Linked DNA regions of Homo sapiens: all the other regions are linked to region 5. A link is a contact called in ENCODE Hi-C or POLR2A ChIA-PET data. All regions are on one chromosome and are shown on one strand. The core of a region is the stretch at or near the end of the contact, and the rest is flanking DNA. Distances in the headings are between cores, read along the strand shown.

Region 1 (2,700 bases), core at 43-2,542, 1.4 Mb after region 5:
AAGAAGTTACAGAATTCCAAGTGTGATACGAGTTATATAAAGTTTAAAAACAACTAGAACTATGCCAGTTATTATGAACACATGTGTATGTAGTAATAGCATTAAAAAACATGCAGCTCCCATGATTCGAGGGCGGAAAAAAAAGAAGTAAAATAAAAAACAGGCAGCAACGATAAACATCAAATTCAAGACTGTGGAGACATCTGGAGCAAGAGATGATTGGGACCAGAGAAGGAGGTAGGAGAGTCCTTCAGATGTATCTGGAATGCTTGATTTCTTTTTAAAATAAATACACAGATACGTATATACACACCGTGTGTGTGCGTGTGTGCATGTACGTGTATGTGTGTACAGTTACGTTTTGGGAGAAATGGGTGGTGGCTCCACAAATGATGCTTATGTTATTCTCTACATTTTTCTGCATGTTTAAATTATTTCCTAATAGACCAAAATGGAAGAAGCTACAACAAAATCTTGCCAAGTACGGGAACTGTTTCTGACTTATCAAAGTGTGAACAAGAGGTACAGACCGGTAGATGTTGTGGGTAGGTGGGGAAGCAGGGGGTGAGGGAGAGGGTGGGGACGGCGGTGAAAAGACTGTAGCCTCATATGAAAGAGAAACCCTTGGGCTGCGATAGGTCTTTCACTCCTGAAGACCTGGAGACAGCCGGTCGGGAAGGGAGGAGGGGGAGGCAGGGGGATGGTATTTGCGCCAATGCAGACAGGAGCAGACGGGCTCAGACAGTGCTGGGGGCAGGCGAGTGACCGACAATTTCTCCCTACGGACACAGGCACCTCTTTCCCTCCTCATCCTTTTCTGAGGGCGTCCTCGGAGGCGGGACAGCTGGGGACTCCCGGAGTCCCCGAGTCCGTGCAGGGGTGGCCAGGTGAGCCGCCGGGTTTAGGGGAGGTGCCCTTGCGGACCGGCCGGGAGCCGGGAAGGAGACCATCCCGGCGAGCTGCGTGCAGGGCGCAAGGGACAGGGAACGGAAACAAGGACACAGTCGGACCACCTCAGCTCACCCCTACCCGCCTCACCCCAACCGCCGCCCCCCACCACTTACGCAGACATCTCTTTCATCGCTTCCTGCGTCTCCCTCTCCAGCGAGTGTTTATCGCTCTGGAGTCCTGTTCTTGCTGTTCCCTTCTCCCCCTGTTCACTTTCCTCCGGTCGCTAGTAGCTCGCTTGCTCGCTCACTTTCCCACTTACTATGGCTGAGGCATCCAACCGAGTAGTGAAAACACCACAAAACCGGCTCTATTTATGACAATACAGCGCGGCCGACGCCAATATGGCGCCGCTTCCCAGCCTGCCTCTCGCAGGTCTCAGCCCCGCCCCTGGAGGTCTGGACCACCCTCAGCCACGCCCCCTCTGCCTTTAGGTCCCGGGAGGCTCCGGGGCCCCGCCCACAAGCTCAGGGCTCTCAGTATACCGTTGGTTCGAAGGAGTATTTATTTGGTACTCTCCTTTGTCCGCGGTACTGTCAATGCCGGTAGACCGCTTGGAAGGAAATTTGGAGATATGTTTTCCTTGCCTCTCGAATGGCAGCATATATCATACATTTTTTAAAAAGGTCACACCCTTGCCTAGCAAAAACTATTTCAACGCCTCCGTTATCCTACATCTTTGATTTAATTATAGTTATACATAATTAACTCACCAGTTGAGATTTTGTCTCGAAAGGGTCACACCCAGGAACATACGACTTTCACACAAGTATCCCAGGGAAAAACAAGCTTGTAAATTGGAGGCTTAACTGTTCACTTCACCCCTAAGTACCACCTTTGATTAGTGACATTCTGGCATTTAGCTGACAGAGGTTGAAAATAGTAGCTAGCAGTTTGCAATAGGATAAATCCCAGGCTGAAACAAAAATCTTACACTTTTAAATAGTGGAAATCATGTTCGATGTGAGTGTGGGGATGAAAATGAGAAAATAATAACCAATTTTAAAATGCTGAAAGGTAGAAGTAATTTCAAGCACTAAATCATTACAAAGAAAAGGAAGTCAAGAACTGCTTGCTCTTGAACATAACTCAGAGTCACAGTAAATAGAGGAGATTACTTGCTGATTAATTCATTAAAAAATATTTATTGAGGCAAGATACAGTGGCTCACACCTGTAATCCCAGCACTTTGGGAGGCCAAGGTGGGAGAATTGCTTGAGGCCAGGAGTTCGAGAACAGCCTGGGCAACATAGTGAGACCCTGTCACTACAAAAAGTTTTAAAAAAATTAGCTGGGCATGGTGGCCCATGCCTGTAGTCCCAGCTACTCAGGAGGCTGGGGTGGGAGGATCTCTTTGAGTCCAGGACGTGGAGGCTGCAGGAAACCAGGATGGCACCACTGCATTCCAGCCAGAGTGATAGAAGGAGACCCTGTCTCAAAAAAATAAATAAATAAATAAATAAATAAAAACTACAAAACATATTTTTGAAAACCTGAGCAAGGTGCAGTGGCTCTTGCCTGCAATCCCAGTGCTTTGTGACGCCAAGGCTGGTGGATCACTTGAGGCCATGAGTTCTATTAAGACCAGCCTGGCCAACATGGCAAAAACCCATCTCTACTTAAAAGCAACAACAAAAACCTGACGTGGCCTGGTGTGGTGGATCACACCTGTAATCCTAACATTTTGGGAGGCTGAGGCGGGTGGATCACTTGAGGTCAGGAGTTCGAGACCAGCCTGGCCAACATGGTGAA
Region 2 (2,700 bases), core at 178-2,677, 1.1 Mb after region 5:
TCATAAGAAACCATGACTATTAGTTTCTTGAGTATATTGCCAGAATTTATGTGGAAATAAGGATCATATGACTCTCATTTATCCTTTTCTACACAAAAAGCATAATTTATACACTGTTTGGCACCTGGGCTTTTTTCGCTTAGTAAGATATGCTAGAGATGGTTCCACATTAGTATGTTGGGAACTGATTCCTCACTCTTTTTCATAGCTGCATAATGTTCCATTGTGTGTATGTACTGTAGTTTATAATATCAGTCTTCTGATGGATACTCACGTAGTTTACAACCTTTTGCTATTACAATCAATAATCTCATACACATATTACTTTACATGTATGCAAGTGTATTTGGAGGCAAAATTCCCCAAAGTGGGATTGTTGGATCAAAATGCAAATATTATTCAGTGTGGTTTTGATAACCACTAAGGATTGCTGCATTCTGCTCCTACTAGCACTGTAACACTGCACCTGTTTTCCTGACACCCTCCTATATTGAGTATATTACCAAACGTTTCAATGTTCACCAATCATGATGATTTGCATTTTTATTAAAACTGAAGCTGGCCTGTAATCCTAGCACTTGGTGAAACTGAGGTGGGAGGATTGCTTGGGCTTGGGAAGTGGAGGCTGTAGTGAGCTGTGATCGTGCCACCTGTCTCAGAAAAAATAAAATACAAAACAGGCCGGGCGCGGTGGCTCACGCCTGTAATCCCAGCACTTTGGGAGTCTGAGGCAGGCCGATAACCTGAGGTCAGGAGTTCGAGACCAGCCTGGCCAACATGGTGAACCCCATCTCTACTAAAAATATAAAAATTAGCCTGGCGTGGTGGCACCTGCCTGTAATTCCAGCTACTCGGGAGGCTGAGGTGGGAGAATCACTTGAACCCGGGCAGCGGAGGGTGCAGTGAGCCGAGATTGCATTACTGCACTCCAGCTTGGGCAACACAGGACTCCATCTCAAAAAAATAAATAAATAAATAAAAAACACAAAAACATGCAGCTAAGCATCTTTTCATATATTTAAAGTCTATTTTTAACTACTATTTTTCTGTGAACTTGGTACCCCAGTACTTCGCCCATTTGTCTAATGCACTGCTGCCTGTTAATTCTTAGATATTTTAAATGAATATTTAATATATTTATATTTGGAAAAACTTATCCAAGGACAAAAGATGACGCTAAAACTCCTGTTATAAAACGAACATACCAGCCTTTCCCCCACGAGTCTGGAATCCGGCCAGAGCAGGATTTTAAGACTCTCGGACGACGTCAACATGTCCTCGGATCTGACTGCGCAGGCTCCAAATAGCTCGCCCGAACCCTAACATCTGTGTGCGCATGCTCGCTTGATTCCTAGCGGAAAGTTTGTGTGCGCATGCTCCAAGGAGCCGCGCCCCATCGGCTTCCCTAACGGAAAATCCGCTGCGCATGCTCATAAACCTGCTCTCCTAGGAGACCTGAAGGCTGCTTCCGCTAACCCGGGCTGGCGCTGCTAACCTCACCCAACGATCCCTGCTGTCGGAAAATGTCCAGAGGCACCATCCCTGCTATGAAGAGGGAATGCCAGTACAACAGCCACAAGGGGTCTTCCTGTGGCCCTCAAACAAAAAATCACTGCATTACATCAGCAGGTATTCAGCACCTGGCCCCCTCCAAACGGTGTCTAAAGCGAGTTTTAAAAATTAATGCTAGGGGCGGGACGGCGGGGGCGGAAAAAAATAAAAAATTAAATTACTTAAATTTTTTTCTCTTTTTTTAAAGAGTCGGATTCTCGCCCTGTTCCCCAGGCTGCAGTGCAGTGGCGCGATCTCGGCTCACTGCACCTCCGCCTCCCGGACTCCAGCAATTCTCCTGCCTCAGCCTCCTGAGTAGCTGGGATTACAGGCGCGCGCCACCACACCCGGCTAATTTTTTGTATTTTAGTAGAAACGGAGTTTCACCGTGTTGCCCAGGCTGGTCTCAAACTCCTGAGCTCAGGCAGTCCACCCGCCTCGGCCTCCCAAAGTGCTAGAATTACAGGCGTGAGCCACCTCACCCGGCCAAATTACATTAATATTTTATATTGAGGAGGAAGTTGGTTACAAAGGACTTTCAAAAGTGTCGGGGTTAATAATCTGCATATTTTAAAATATTCCAGGCCGGACGCGGTGGTTCATGCCTGTAATCCCAGCACTGTGGGAGGCCGAGACGGGCGGATCACGAGGTCAGCAGATCGAGACCATCCTGGCTAACACGGTGAAACCCCATCTCTCCTAAAAATACAAAAAAATTAGCTGGGCGTGGTGGCGGGCGCCTGTAGTCTCAGCTACTCGAGAGGCTGAGGCAGGAGAACGGCGTGAACCCGGGAGGCGGAGCTTGCAGTGAGCCAAGATCGCGCTACTGCACTTCAGCCTGGGCGACAGAGCGAGACTCCGTCTCTCTCTCTCTCACGCTCTCTCTCTATATATATATTCCATAGACTGCATTGGAGAGAAAGGCGCCGGGACAGAAAAGCCTGAGATAAACCACCTGTCATTCTTGGAGAAAAGGATGCTGCGGCTTTCCCGATTTGGTTGATGAGATGGAAAATCAACCCTTACAGGAAGGACATCACCAATTCCGGAAAGGATGCTGCGCCAGTCATGTTTCCGCACTCTGTGAGACGTTGAAATCTCCAGAAGTTGCCCAAGGTTTTCAAGCTGAACACAGGAGAAATGACTCTG
Region 3 (2,700 bases), core at 66-2,565, 1.1 Mb after region 5:
GGGAAGACCCCCCAGCATTAATTCTAGTTAAATGAATGTCCAAGAAATCAGAGTCTGAATTTAAGTATAAAAGGCATAGCATTGATGGATAATCCTTAATAAAACATAAATTATCTCGAAATAGCTGTTATAGTGCACCTCATTCAGGAAAGTATAAATTTATCAAAAACGGTGACAAGAAAAAGCTCAAAGTTCAAATTACTATGAAATCCACTCCCATTCATAAAATATCAAAATCTTGACAATATTTAAGGTAAAATACGTTATTTACCAAAAATAAAAATCCAATATGTTTAACAGACTTCATTTTTTAAGAACATACTTCCCCTCCCCTCCCCGACCCCCTTCTCTTGGTTTATGTATTTAATATACATGTATTAATTAAGAAGACTAGTCTAAGTCACTTCCACACCAGATAGAGGTCTACAACAGGAATCTGATATATTTTTTTCTTATTTCAAATAGAAAAAAAAGCTCTTGGAGACAGAGACGTTTTCCCTTAGCCAGTGGAAAGATGGGAAGAGAGGGGGCCCCGTGGGGCAGGCAGGCAGGCAGGTCAAAGGCCTCTGGCCTAACAGAGGGCGGCGGTAACACCGAGTCATCCCGGACCGGGAAGAAGCCTTGTACCCAGGCTTCCTGACTTCTGCACACACAGGAGATCGGAGTCAGCTGGAGGAGAAAGTAAAATCACATCCCAGAACCGGCATGAGGTCAAAGCCAGTCAAACCTTGGGCCCGGAGGCTCACTACGCGGCGCGTCCTCGGGGCACCCCCAGACCTTCGCGCCCCGCTCCCGCCCGTGGAGGCACAGAAACTCCAGGGGCGCAGAGCGGACAAAGGCGCCGGGCAGCGGGAGCGAGGCGGGGCAGAGGCCCGGGGCGCGGCCGGGCGCGCAGAAGCTGGGGTTCCCGCCGCTGTGCGCGGGCGGGACGGTCTGCAGGGACATGGACCGGGCGGGTGACGGGACGCGGGCCAGCTGGCTGCTCGAGGCGCGGCCGGCTGAGGCTGTGCACGGGGGCGTTCGGGGGCGTTTGGGCAAGTGGGACCCCGCCCGGGGTGGGAAGCCGCGGCGGGAGCCGGCTGGCTGTGAGCGGTACCGCCCCATGCCGCACTTCCCGCCCCGCGGTGGGCACCCGAGCCCCCTCGGCGTCTCGCTCACCTCCACAGGGCCGCGGCTGCCCTCGCAGCGCCTCTGTTACCTGCAGTGGTCGGCACCGCCCGCGCTCGCGCCCTGAAGCTGCCGCTACCGAGCCCGCAACCCCGTCCGCAGCGCCTCACACCCCGCCCCCGCCCGCTTGCAGGCGGCTGCGGAGACTAGCGCCGAGGGGTGGGGGAGCCGCCGAGCCGACGCCGCCCGGCCAATCGCGGGCCAGCGCCGCAGCGGCGGAGCCAATGAGCGCCGAGCCCCTGCCGGGCGGGAGGGCACCGGAGGGGCGGCGGCGGCTGACTGTCGCCTTGCCTTGCCTGCTGCTTCTCCTTCCTCCTCTGGCATACACTCCCAGGCTTGTCGCAGTGCAGCGTCCCCACCCTCCCAGCGTCTTGTCTCTTAGCAACCAGATCCTAGGAGCCTGATCTTAGGTGACCAACCCTGAGTCCAGAAGAAAGGGGGATATACAGGAGATAAAAGATTAAAGAATGGATGAAATTGTTCTTGGTGCAGATCATTTGGTACACCGCTTAGGTAGAGCGGAAAGATCGCATGATGAGGGACACCGAAAGTATCTTTTAGACCAAGGTCTTTGGGTAAGGACCTGAAGTGTCTTTACCAGGAGGTAGCTCTTTAAAAATGTAAATAGCTCTGGATTACAAATTCGGTTTTCATACATTAATAGGGTGTGTGTGTGTGTGTGTGTGTGTGTGTGTGTGTGTTATTGTGAGGAACACTACTATTGGGCATCTAGTAAAATGCAAACGGCTCAATATTGTAGGGTAACTGCTACATGTCAACATTTCTATCTAATTTCCACTTGGTCTATTCTGAGAACCAAAATTAAATGTTAGGATTAGAAAGAACAGAAAAAGTAAAGCCTTAACCAAATGAATAATTACTACGAGATCTGATGATTAAGTAGAGATTAAGTGGTTCACTGTACAGAATGTCAGGAGTTTTTACCAATTGTATCATCCTGTGACTTTCTGCAGATCTTTTACGATTTTTGTTCCACAAAGACATTAAAGTGGCTGGGTGCGGTGGCTCACACCTGTAATCCCATAATCCCAGCATTTAGGGAGACCAAGACGAGAGGATTGCTTGAGCACAGCCTGAACAACAAAGTGAAACCCTGTCTCTACCAAAAAAAAAAAAAAGTTGTTTTTTTTTTAAGTTAGCTGGGCGTGGTGGCCCCAATGAGCTATGTTTGCACCACTGCACTCCAAGCTGGGCAACAGAGTGAGACCCTGTCAAAAATAAAAATAAAAATAAAGTTAGGCAAGTGTCGTATCATAAGATGTTAGGTTAAGTCAGGTAAATTCTTTTTTTATTTTTTTGAGATGGAGTCTTGCTCTGTTGCCCAGGCTGGAGTGCAGTGGCACCGTCTGGGCTCACTGCAACCTCCACCTCCCTTCAAGCGATTCTCCTACCACAGCCTCCTGAGTAACTGGGATTTACAGGCGCATGCCACCATGTCCAGCTAATTTTTTGTATTTTTAGTAGAGATGGGGTTTCACCATGTTGGTCTTGAACTCCTGACCTCAGGTGATC
Region 4 (2,700 bases), core at 54-2,553, 1.3 Mb after region 5:
TTATTAAGGGAAAATATATAGTCACATAAGTGATAAAGTTGTATTCATTCCTACTCATTATTTTAAAGCTCGGATATTCTAAAACTCCTCTTTCCCCTTATTTCCAGCGAGGAGGAAGGGGGATTCAACGTCTCTATTCGTCAGATTAGGAACCTTGAGCTTTATCTCACAGTAAAAACTACATTTTTTTTTTTTTTAAATAGAGACAGGGTCTCCCTCTGTCGCCCAGGCTGGAGTGCAGGGGCGCGATCTCGGCTCACTGCAACCTCCACCTCCCAGGTTCAAGCGATTCTCCTGCCTCAGCTTCCCGAGTAGCTGGGATTACAGGCGCGCGCCACCACGCCCCGCTGATTTTTGTATTTTTAGTAGAGACGGGGTTTCACCATGTTTGCCAGGCTGGTCTCAAACTCCTGACCTCTGGTTATCCACCCGCCTCGGCCTCCCAAAGTGCTGGGAATACAGGCATGAGCCACCGCGCCCGGCCTACACTTGGTCGAAGCAACATTAACACTTAAAATACCACGGATTTTCTAATTCGTGTTAAAATACCACGGATGATTTTTAAAGCCGTGACACATTTTGTACAACTGTCAGTACAAGGGGGATCACCTCTTTGCATTTGATGAAATTAAACTAAAAAGGGGGAGAGAGCTTGCCCGAGGTCTGAAGGTTCCTCATTCCTGTTCTAAAACATAAAACCACCATCTTCAATACATATACATTTTTAATGAGAACTCTTCGTCCTCCTTTGGTTCGCTTATGACTTCCCTAATCCTAAAATCAAGTCGTTGGGAATTTCTAAGGTTCCTGCTATGACAACAGGATCGAATTACAGAGCGTGGCTTGGATTCTGCACGCAAACCCTGAAGCAGGTAACTTTTTTAAAAGCTGACAATTTTACCATATGAGATTTTAAAGACAGAACGCGCCCCAGCAAAAACTGAGCTCCCTAAACTCACTGCGGCAGGACCCCCTTCAGAAGAGCTCCTTTCCCCCGGCCCAGGCCCGCGCCCCATGAACACTCACCGGAGGCCATGGCTCCGCTCCCCGCACCTTCCCGCAGGCAGCTCCCAGCGTCCTGGCCGGAGGCGGCCGCAGTCAGTCAGTCAGGAGGCCGAGGGACCTCTGCCGGCGGGGCCCCCAGTCCCCCGACCACCCTAGAGGCCTCCTCCTTCTTCCCGCCCTCCGCTGGGTTTGCGGCTCACACCTTCCCAACCCCTGAATTCTTGCACCCCGGGTCACCCAGCGTCGCCGTCCACCGTACGGGAGCCAGGGGCAGGGGGCGGAGCGGGGAGAGCCGAGTGCTGGCCCAGCCGAGAGGCGAGCAGCCTGGCGGGAGGGGAATTTCCCGCGGCTGACGTAGGCCCGACGCAGCAACCCTCACCCGGAGGCGTGGGCGGGGCGACCTCGCGGCCGCCGCGCGCGCGACCGCCCCCAGCGCCCCGCCCCTGCCTGTCCCCGCGCACGCTCCCCGCCGGCCCCCACGCATACGCCCCCGGCGCTGCTGCGGCGGCTGGCTTGGGAGGGGGTCGAGGGAGCGGGAGCTTGGGGTGGGCTTCGGGAGCGCAGGGAACGGCGGGAGCCGGGAGGTGACGGCTAGCAGCGTGAGAAGGCCGCTGGCTCCTGAGAAATCCCCCTCCTCCAGGTTGTTCTTCCGAGTGTGGTTTAAAGTTCAGGAGCGGGCGGGAGGGTGCGGATGACGTAGAGAGGGCCGGCCGCTGGGGAGCTTTTGGGGGCGCGCGGGGCCGACTCTCCCGGCCTGGGAGGGCGACGGCCGGGGTTTTCGAGAGGTGGTTCCCCCTCTTCCCGACTTCGCACATGCAAATCTCCACCCCCGCGCCAGCGGCGGGACGTTGCGCCCTGTAGGGGGAAGTGGTGCTGCGGCGGGGGTCCTGTCTTCTTCTGTAATTCCTGTATTTGCATACGGGGACCCCCCCCCCGACTGATTTTTTTTCCTCCATCTAAATTGCGAGGGTACTGTGAACTTTACGTATTTTACCTACTGAAACCCGTTTAAACTCAAAAGGTCCGCACTTGGAGTTCGTTGTCTCATTAGGCAGTGCACTGAAGTTTAGTGGACACTATATCCTGAGATTTCACACAGATGCCAAGAAAGGCGGAAATGGAGCACACATTTAGTGCATTAAAGGACCTAGGATAACTTCGTTTCCTTCATTTGAATAGTACCTGCTATGCATCAGATAATGTCCATACTTAATCTATGACGTATTTATTATTCCTAACTTTATAGATGAAGTATTCGGGGTTCAGAGAAGTTACTTCAACATACAGTACTTCAGAATGCTGATAAAAGGCACAGTTTAAAGCCAGGGTTGTCTGACTCCAAAGCTCCATGCCCTTGCCCCTGTCCCTTACTAGTTAAAATTAGTACGGAGAGGTAATGGGGAATATCAGCCTGCCATACAAGTGCCCAAAACTGGGGGACCCATATGGGCAAATAATTTAAAATATCCTGCCAACCCCAAACTGTTCTTTCCACGAAATGCGCAATGTACAACAAAAGAATGAAACAGTTTTATTATTGGATATGTACTAAAACGTACCATGATGCACATCACAGGCAATCCACTGAAGAGAGTGCAAAGACCAAAAAAAAGGAAATCTCACCTTTTCATATGGTCAGGCACGTACAATCCATTACATACCTATTAATTGTCTTTATCCAAAGGAAAATAATGG
Region 5 (2,700 bases), core at 80-2,579:
CGCCGCCTCGCCAACCCAGGTTATAAATGTACATATTTTTAAAGATGAGCTTTGACGCTGTGACACTTGTGGGGAGTCTCCCGACGGCTCCTCTACTTGATGGGGGTACAGGGAGTTCTGCGGCTCCCCAGCCCCGAGTTTCAAATACCGTGGCCTGGAAATTAACCGGGTGACTCGGTTTATTGCCTCCAGAAGGGTCCGCCTGCCGTGCTGGAGTAGCCGCCAGTCCCGCGCCCGCAGCCCCGGCAGGGCCCCCCACGCCCACCTTCCCACGAGGGGTGTCTCGTAGAGTCCGGCTTCAGGCGCTCCCTGGCCTGGCAGCACCCACCCCACCCCGCCCCACCCCACCCCCACGACTCGGGCTAGCAGCCTGGTTAATCATTCAACGCAAACAGTGTGGAATATTTTTTTTAAAAGGTCAAAGCGAAAGGTTTTCCCTAAGTTTGGCAGAAACCAGTTTTGGGGGAGCCGGAGACAGAAGTGGCAGAGGTTGGGGGTGGGGGGTGGGGAGCGGCTGCCGGCGGCTCTTTGGCTCACAAAACACCTGATCTCCCCATGCGGCACGGGAGGCCGGCGCAGTGCGAGGGTGGGGTGCGGGGGTGCGAGCGAGGAATCACGCGCGCCCCCCTCCCCGAAATGCCCGCGCGCCCCGGATGAGGAGGCCCGGCCCCAGATGCCCCTTGCCAAAGCCCGCATCGCCCCGGCGCCGGATCCCCCGGAAGTTGGGGTGCAGCGAGGAGGGGGAAGGTCCCCGGGCTCCAGGGCGAGGTGGGCACGGAATGGGTTGGGAGGTTCCAAAGCCCCGCAGCGGGCGGTGTCCCTCTCCTCTCCCTCTGGGCTGAGGTTGGGTGGCTGGGACGGCGGGAAGGTAAGGGAGGCTTAAATGCGGCAGGAGCCACCTAGGGACGGCTTCCTCCACCGGGGCGCGGGTACGAAGCCGGAACCGGCGAGGAACCGGGCGGGGGTAGCAGGGTGTCCGGAAGGTGGGGCCGGGAAGCAGGGAGGCGGAAGGGGACTGGTAGAGGGGCCTGGCGGTGAGAGGGCAGCGGGGAGGGAGCCGGCGGGGGTGCTCGGCGCCCGGGCCCTACCTTGTCCGGGAGCAGCTCCAGCTCGGCGGGGCGGGGGCAAGGGCGGGAGATCGCGGCCACATCCACGTCCCGGCCGCTCCGCGCGGCTCAGCCCGGCGACCGCCGCAGCTCACGCTCCATGCGCGGCGCCCCGGACGGGCGGCCCGGCGGTGTCGGCGGCAGGGACTGCTCCGGCTTGGCTCTGCTAGCCTCCGGCACTTGTTGCCGCTGCTGCCGCTGCCGCTGCGCCTCACTCCAGGCTCCGGTTCCAGGCGCAGCAGCCGCCGCGGGCGCCCGGCCCCGCCCCTCCCCTGCCCGCCCGCCAATGGGGCCCGGCCCCGCCCCTCACGTCACCGCCCGACGGCCCCGCCCCGCGCCCCAAGTTTTGGGAGGGTTCCGCTCTCCCCACCCGGTACCAGGACCCACCCGGGCCCGCGCTCCCTGCGGCTTCCAGGGACCCTCCAGCCCCCACGCACCCTCCTGCAAAGCCGAGGGTTAAGCTGGGGAAAGGGGGCCTCTAGGAAGGCGACCCCCCTGGAAATGCCTGGCAGCTCCAAAAACACTAATGAAACTCAGCTCCAGCCTCCGCCCCTCCAGTTGTGGGTGGCCCCTCTTGCGGTTCGTCTGAGGCTAGGGGACTAGGCGCATCGCCTAGCGAGACTCCAGTGGCCTTTTCTGTCCAGTTTGTAACCGGAACTAGACCGACCCCGGCCGCCCCCTCCAGTGCTGGGGCGGGTGAGGAATGGCCCCGCCGGGGAGGCGGGGGAGGGAGGCCTGGGCCACCCTGGGGTCTGACCTTTGCTCCACCTCTTAGGTGCTCACGACCCAGAGTGGTGCCCTGCTTGGTACTGCCACTGGATCCTCTGGCTTATGAAGCCGTCCAGGACAGGAAGGGTGGGGGGTGGTCCTTAGTTCTCTTCGTGGGGTCATGCAGAGTGGTTTCCTCGAGGTCCCACGCCCGTCTCAGGAAGCCAGAAACGCAAGATGCCGGGCGCTCGGCCCGAACCCGTGCCGCGGCCCAAGGGGCAAGGCGGATACCGAGGCAAGGCCTAAAGGGCCGGACTCTGACCGCACCCTCCGGACACTGCAGGGCTCCGCCGGCCAGAGGCGGCCTTGGCGCCAACCACACCTAGCAGCGGGGTCCCCGGGCCCACCGATGCGCCCTCCTAGCCCCGCGCTCCTTCGAGGGGTTCCAAGGTGACTCAGAGACGCAGCTGACACAATTCTGAGGCCCCCAGGTAAGCCTGGCGATACCGGATGGAGAAGTTACCTGGTCTTGAAAGGCCCAGTCCAGCCAGCGAGACCCGCGTGCGCTCCGCGGGGAGGCAAGCCTAACCAGGGGCTCACCTGGAAGCGTCCCCGCCCCCTGGTCCTTATCTCTGAATCGAAACCGAACCTGGACCCATCTAGATAATTGGACTGAGCAATTAAGGACGCTTCGCTCCTAACTGTTAGCATTTTTTCCTAAGGCTCTCGGAGGCGGAATCAGCTGGAAAGGAACATTGCTAAGTAGGAATTTCAGGCACCTGTGAACTGAGCCCACTCAATAATCGGCCCTTTCCCTTAACCAAACTCAGCAAAGGAAGAAAGACCAAGTTGCTGCGGATGCACAGAGCCACGTGGGTGCGGGTCC

Evidence for each region. Hi-C counts contacts between places; a loop is a spot of excess contacts on that map. ChIA-PET counts read pairs that join two places held with the same protein, here RNA polymerase II (POLR2A). Pooled maps may share reads with other maps.
Region 1: a map of CD4-positive, alpha-beta T cell shows a loop between it and region 5 (5-fold over the local background). The contact joins the promoter of PAPOLG here to the promoter of B3GNT2 in region 5. A Hi-C loop is called at or near these places in 3 of 168 maps with a recorded cell type or tissue (CD4-positive, alpha-beta T cell, CD4-positive, alpha-beta memory T cell and naive thymus-derived CD4-positive, alpha-beta T cell) and 10 of 50 pooled maps.
Region 2: a loop to region 5 is called in a pooled map, with 22 times the contacts of the local background. The contact joins the promoter of C2orf74-DT here to the promoter of B3GNT2 in region 5. A Hi-C loop is called at or near these places in 1 of 37 single-sample maps with no recorded cell type and 8 of 50 pooled maps. POLR2A ChIA-PET finds 5 or more read pairs at or near these places in 1 of 52 experiments (activated naive CD8-positive, alpha-beta T cell).
Region 3: a map of CD4-positive, alpha-beta T cell shows a loop between it and region 5 (4-fold over the local background). The contact joins the promoter of SANBR here to the promoter of B3GNT2 in region 5. A Hi-C loop is called at or near these places in 3 of 168 maps with a recorded cell type or tissue (CD4-positive, alpha-beta T cell, CD4-positive, alpha-beta memory T cell and naive thymus-derived CD4-positive, alpha-beta T cell) and 6 of 50 pooled maps.
Region 4: a map of CD8-positive, alpha-beta T cell shows a loop between it and region 5 (10-fold over the local background). The contact joins the promoter of REL here to the promoter of B3GNT2 in region 5. A Hi-C loop is called at or near these places in 2 of 168 maps with a recorded cell type or tissue (CD8-positive, alpha-beta T cell and naive thymus-derived CD4-positive, alpha-beta T cell), 2 of 37 single-sample maps with no recorded cell type and 12 of 50 pooled maps.

The regions. Positions count from the first base shown.
Region 1 is chr2:60,754,860-60,757,559 of GRCh38, reverse strand. PAPOLG (poly(A) polymerase gamma) reads right to left here and starts at 1,292. Exons shown (of 22, transcript NM_022894.4): 1 at 1,065-1,292. The coding sequence starts at 1,081. RefSeq lists an enhancer at 1,067-1,376.
Region 2 is chr2:61,143,702-61,146,401 of GRCh38, reverse strand. It overlaps C2orf74-DT (C2orf74 divergent transcript), which reads left to right and starts at 1,427. Exons shown (of 2, transcript NR_036496.1): 1 at 1,427-1,629; 2 at 2,457-2,700. It also overlaps a transcript of C2orf74 not described here. RefSeq lists enhancers at 1,249-1,598, 1,293-2,214.
Region 3 is chr2:61,064,486-61,067,185 of GRCh38, reverse strand. SANBR (SANT and BTB domain regulator of CSR) reads right to left here and starts at 1,315. Exons shown (of 22, transcript NM_001129993.3): 1 at 1,159-1,315. RefSeq lists silencers at 716-775, 786-1,135, 1,166-1,535 and enhancers at 425-924, 925-1,426.
Region 4 is chr2:60,880,177-60,882,876 of GRCh38, reverse strand. It overlaps REL (REL proto-oncogene, NF-kB subunit), which reads right to left and starts at 1,303. Exons shown (of 10, transcript NM_001291746.2): 1 at 1,027-1,303. The coding sequence starts at 1,036. It overlaps REL-DT (REL divergent transcript), which reads left to right and starts at 1,563. Exons shown (of 3, transcript NR_033980.1): 1 at 1,563-1,645. RefSeq lists an enhancer at 891-1,560 and a silencer at 1,169-1,708.
Region 5 is chr2:62,194,744-62,197,443 of GRCh38, reverse strand. It overlaps B3GNT2 (UDP-GlcNAc:betaGal beta-1,3-N-acetylglucosaminyltransferase 2), which reads right to left and starts at 1,329. Exons shown (of 2, transcript NM_006577.6): 1 at 1,089-1,329. It overlaps LOC124906013 (a long non-coding RNA gene), which reads left to right and starts at 1,431. Exons shown (of 2, transcript XR_007086336.1): 1 at 1,431-2,305; 2 at 2,537-2,700. RefSeq lists enhancers at 1-43, 1,024-1,630, 2,237-2,700 and silencers at 454-803, 984-1,423, 1,714-1,943.